Linked DNA regions of Homo sapiens: region 2 is linked to region 1. Evidence: chromatin loops called from intact Hi-C (ENCODE). Cell type or tissue: PC-3. All regions are shown on one strand. Each heading gives the region's core, and the rest is flanking DNA. Links, peaks and the distances in the headings are about the cores only. Region 1 overlaps MTHFD2L (methylenetetrahydrofolate dehydrogenase (NADP+ dependent) 2 like). Region 2 overlaps EPGN (epithelial mitogen).

Evidence for each region. Peaks named below come from ENCODE experiments on the same cell type or tissue, not always from the same donor. Only the 100,000 strongest peaks of a DNase experiment are listed, where the experiment ranks them.
Region 2: it touches region 1 in a loop (12-fold over the local background); 78 of 110 quality-filtered maps call a loop at or near these places.

Annotation. Positions count from the first base shown.
Region 1 is chr4:74,188,171-74,190,993 of GRCh38, forward strand. The region is part of intron 3 of MTHFD2L (methylenetetrahydrofolate dehydrogenase (NADP+ dependent) 2 like); the gene reads left to right. Among named protein-coding and RNA genes, the nearest start is that of MTHFD2L, 31 kb to the left of the region's middle. In PC-3, for the core only: CTCF peaks have their summits at 1,271 (motif pointing right) and 1,470; a DNase peak (open chromatin) is centred at 1,291; H3K27ac peaks cover 1,291 bases.
Region 2 is chr4:74,310,320-74,313,142 of GRCh38, forward strand. EPGN (epithelial mitogen) reads left to right here. Exons shown (of 5, transcript NM_001270989.2): 3 at 1,866-1,986; 4 at 2,699-2,823. All of the region lies in intron 2 of LOC105377276 (a long non-coding RNA gene), which reads right to left. Among named protein-coding and RNA genes, the nearest start is that of EPGN, 3.3 kb to the left of the region's middle. In PC-3, for the core only: a CTCF peak has its summit at 1,564 (motif pointing left); a DNase peak (open chromatin) is centred at 1,562; H3K4me3 peaks cover 1,273 bases; H3K27ac peaks cover 713 bases.

The DNA of each region.
Region 1 (2,823 bases), core at 214-2,713:
ACAGCATATCCGTGGTGTATTAGTCTGCTTCATCTATCATAAGAAAATACCATGGAATGAGAGGCTTAAACAGCAGAAATGTATTTTCTCACAGTCTGGAGGCTGAAAGTGTGCAATCACGGTGCCAGCATGGTTGGGTTCTAGTGAGAAGTTTCTTCCTAGCTTGCAGACAGAGCCTTCTCATTGTGTCCTCACATGATGAAGAAAGCAAGTTTTCTGGTTTCTCTTCTTATAAGGACACTAAATCATATCACAAGGGCCCTACCCTCATGAACTCATCTAAATCTAATTGGCCTCAGAAGTCCTATCTCTAAATACAATCACATTAAGTGTTACAGCTTTAATATATGAATTTCGGGGGGACATAATTCAGTCCATAACAAATGTTTATAGATAGTTGGAGCTGAGGGGATAGGAAAGAGAGGAAAGGATTATGAAGAGAGTAGGAGGAAAGTTTTCAGAATGGTAAATATGTTCATTATCTTGACTAGGATTCTGGTTTTATAGGTATATATATATATGTGTATGCATATGTATATATATGGGTATATATATATGTGTATACATATGTATATATATATGGGTATATATATATGTGTATACATATGTATATATATATGGGTATATATATATGTGTATACATATGTATATATATGGGTATATATATATCAAAACCTATCAAATTGTACTCTCTAAATGTATGCCGTCTATTATATTCAAATATTCTTCAATAAAGCTGTTTATCAAAAATGCAAATCTACTAGAAATAGAAAAAATACAATAAAACTATATAGTAAAGGACTCAAAAGAATGACAGGCACAGGACTCAGGATGAAATTTACATCTGTTTGGAGCAGGACGGAGAATGGACTAATTGGGTAGACTATAAGGTTAAATATAGATTAAGGTTAAATATAGATCAAGGCGATAACTTTTGTTTGGGGTAGTAGATTTGCATATGCCTAATTTATTATGAAAAACTAATTTAAATTGCATTGTGTTTGGACCAATATTGAGGTTGTGTCACAAGCCCATGAATTATGATTAATCCAATTTCTGCACTTGAAGTTCATTCAAAGAAAAAATACCCAATATTTTGTTTCAAATTCTTTTTGACATTATTTGTTTAGTCACATAGAAGCAAAGCCATCCTCACACAATATTATTTATCCAACTTAAAAAGAAAAACTTTCTCAGAGGGAGGTTTATATCAAAGAGCTTATGAGCAAGGGGAAGAAAAGTGAAGACCACTCTCTTGCATGTAAAGTATGTTAACCACATGATGGCAGCATTGAGCAAGCAGTGTTTTTCTTCCTTTTTTTTTTTTTTTTTTTTTTTTTAAAGATTAATGGTTTACACTGGAAGGTGAGTAAATCACTGAGATATAATTTACATAGCAGTGGGATTGGTTGGTGTCTATAGCCACTTATGTCTCTCTCTCTCATTCATATTCATGTGGAAACCATGCCCAGAGATTTTTAGTGGCTCAAATCTATAGAATTACATCTTTTTGAACAGTTATTATCAAAAATTTGTTATATCATCTAACTTGAGATGATTTGCTTTTCACAATATCTTCAAAATCATGAATTTTTTGAACAAGTTACTTTTTTATTTTTTTCTTTACCATTATATCCTCATCTGTTTTTGAGTGTATTCAGCTTGAAATGATGACAAAGCATTTACCAAAATCAAAAGGCCCTATGGAAGATGGATATTTCTCTGTGGAAAGTATTTTAAAATATCTAGTTATATGATAGTTTTCTGACCCTCATCATTCATTTACCAGGTCAACGAATATTTACCTAGAATTTATGTAACTCTGTACTAGGTACCCGGGGAAAAGGTACCTTTTAGTCAGGGTACTGACCAAATAGTCAGAAAGCAATTTGAGAATAAATCATTGTCCTTGAAAAGTTTGCAAGCAAGATTCCCAAAAAAACATCTTTTCTTTCTCCTTGTGTGTTTAAAAGAAGCTTATTAGAATTGGCCTGTTCACTAATCTAAGTGTTTTCTTCTATAGAATACACTATTTCAAGGACAGTACTGTATATTTGACAGAAGTTACCAAGGGCTCAATAAACCAAGGTGTCCTTAACATTGCTTACAAGAACAAGGTAATTTTAGGATCTCCATATACTCTTCAGGTCACTTAAGATAATTATATAGGGTAAAGGTTAGCAACCTTTGCGTGATGTGTAGGTTCCAACTTCATTAATTTTTATTTTTTATTTTTTTACATCCTATGAAGTAAGCCTGCCTGAGGACATCCTGGGGCAGTTTTCGTGGCTGTAGGAGAGGCTCAGAAGGGTGGAGAACCAGACCCACCTTTTTCCGGCCTAGAGAACTCCTTCCAGTCTACCTCCAAGCTCCACTGTGTTCTCAGAATTTGGGGTGGAGTAGCTCAGCGAGGTTAGAGTGTGTTCCCATTCCTTTTCTGTCCCCTTGTCCCTTGATGTTGAAACAACTCTTAAATAATATTGGGAAAGTGGTAGGCATCTGATAAGTATTTGCTGTCTTGAAATCTTGATGTAGATCCCAGAGGGTGTAACTTAAATATTTATTGGCTTGAGAACAGTGAACACAGTTTCCAAAAGTATCTCTTATTTACTCTTAGAAAATAAATCATTGAGAGACTATAGGTAGTTTGAGTAGGCAGACATTTATTCCATTAAAATATAAATTCCAGAGGCAAGAATTTTGTCTGTTTGCCTCACTTATATATTCATTTTTGTTTTTTGTTTTTTTGAGACAGAGTCTCGCTGTATTGCCCAGGCTGGAGTGCAGTGGTGTGATCTTGGCTCACTGTAACCTCTGCCTCCT
Region 2 (2,823 bases), core at 262-2,761, 120 kb after region 1:
GACGTGGTGGCGCATGCCTGTAATCCCAGCTACTCAGGAGGCTGATGAAGGAGAATTGCTTGAACCCAGGAGGTGGAGGCTGCAGTGAGCTGAGATGGGGCCATTGCACTCCAGCCGGGGTGACAGAGTGAGAGTCCGTCTCAAAAAAAAAAAAAAAAAAAAAAAAGAAGATAATATACTGCAGAAAATTAAAGAAGCATAGTTTTCTCTCAATGACTGACTTCGTAATAGCATGCTCAGTACTAAATTTTTTTTTCTTCCTTAATGGTGAACAGCAAATAAAATATTTTGAGTTACAAGTAATAATAATGGTAAAAAGGAATCCAATACAGTCATCCTCCGTTATTGGTTGAACATTGGTTCCAAGACCTCCTCCTCCTGCCCAGAGGGTACCAAAATCCACAGATGCTCAAATCCCTTATATAAAATAGTGAAATATTTGCATATAACCTATAGACACACACCCATGTACTTTAAATCATCCCTTGATTAGTTATGCCTAAAACATTGTAAACGCTATGCAAATAGTTGTTATACTGCATTGTTTAGGGAATAATGACAAGAAAAGTCAGTACATGTTATGTACAGATGCTTTTTTTTCAAATATTTTCCCTATGAGGTTGGTTGAATCCACAGATGTGGAACCTATGAATACAGAGGTACAACTGTATATCATTTCTGTATTTTTCCTTTGCTTTCTTGATGGAGAACTTTAATTTTTCCTTTTGTTTTTTATCTAACTTAAAAATATCAATCTAGTATCTTAGAAAAATTTTTATAAAGTTATGATCATTCTCATTCTTAGGGGAAAGATGAGTCTCTCTGGTATAACTTTTCTTTAGAAATGGCTTAATTCTCACATTTTTCTACCAAATCTAGTTTCAGGCTTAGTTAATCGAACTTGTTTAGTCTTGAAATAGAAAGCACCCAGCACAGTTTATAATGGAAAATTCTCACTGCCTGAGAATTAATTATTAAAATGATAAATTATATTCATCCTATTCAACAAAATGAACGTGAATTAGAAGATAATGTGTGTTCTCACCAAAATAAAGTAATACAACATAGTATTTTGTTTGTAATCTTAACATCTAAAGATTTAGCATTTTTAATATAAAAAAGAATGCCTTTTAAAACTGTTTTTTCCCTACAAACAAGTAAGATTCTCTTAATCTTAGCAAGGCAAATATGGTATACCTTTATCATAATGATGAGGAAATATGTTTATTTATAAAAATGACAAGTAAAATCCCATTAATTCTGTTTGAGAAACATTTAAGAATCAATAAAGTATGCCCCAAAGGACTCAATTAGGCAATTTTACCTAAGGGTCACTCCCACTGCATAAACACCAAGAATGGCATAGGTCTGTCTTTTGTACATCAGAGAGAATCAGGAATAAGAATCTTGTTTATTATCTCACAAGTGTAAATTCAAATCTTCGCAAGTGCTGACTTCTCAGGTGTAAAGGAAGAAAATCGAAATATTATGTGAGATCTTCTATGTTAATTAGTATTCAGACACAAGTCTGGGAAGCATCGCTCAAAATAACCTGCTAAGACTAGAACCAATGCTGCCACCTTTTGGTGAATTTGTTGCCTTTTCTGTCTTACTGCATTGCTTCTAAAAAGTGAAACAATCATCAATCCACCTCCATCCCCTAATTAATTAATAATATGTCATATGTCTAGATGATATTAACCCAGCCCTTGTGAATACAACCTGCTAAGAGAATCAATAGTTTAAAGGACACAGCACCACCCCCAAATATCCTTAAAATTAAAAATTTATTTACATATGTATTAAAAATTTACCATAAAAGTAAGACACATTTCATTTGCTAACATTGTATCTCCTTTTCCTAGCTGACAACATAGAAGGACCCATAGCCTTGAAGTTCTCACACCTTTGCCTGGAAGATCATAACAGTTACTGCATCAACGGTGCTTGTGCATTCCACCATGAGCTAGAGAAAGCCATCTGCAGGTAAATGCAAAGAAATATCCAAGTCCTAGAGACAGGAGATGAGTTTATGTCTCTGTTGTTTCATATAGTACATTTCCACACTTTTCTCTCTTTAGTTTAAAAGGGTGCATAATCTGAACATGACTTGACAGGCCTCTACATATTTGAATATCTAAGGAGTCTTTTGTCCAAACTATTTAATTCTCATTAATTAAAAACATGGTTCCCAGATTAGCAGCATCTCTTGAACCTGGGTGCTTGTTAGAAATGCAGGATCTATGCTCTACCCCAGAACTATTGAATCAGAATCTGCATTTTTAACAACATGCAAAGGTGATTTTAAGTTTTGGGGTTGTTTTCAGGATGAAATGAAGCAAACTAAGGCAAAAACATTACAGGAATATGAAGTTCTAGAGCAACTAAGATACTATTTTTATGATCATGATTTGCTCAGTATTCGCCTATGGAAGAATAGGCTAATGATTTTTCTAGAGTAAATTATGCAAGCATACTACCTTTTCCCTCTACTAATGAAGGGAAAATATGGGGCCTTAATGATTATTGGAAAATTCATAGCTGCTTCATTGCCCGTAACAGATTGGCTTTCATTTGGTATTTGCCTCTTTAATTTAAATTCCTTATTTCCATTTATTTTTTTAAATTTATTGAAACAGGTTATTTGTATTTCTACCACCGTAGGTTTTAAAATTAAACTTTTTTTCTTTTTTTAAAGGTGTTTTACTGGTTATACTGGAGAAAGGTGTGAGCACTTGACTTTAACTTCATATGCTGTGGATTCTTATGAAAAATACATTGCAATTGGGATTGGTGTTGGATTACTATTAAGTGGTTTTCTTG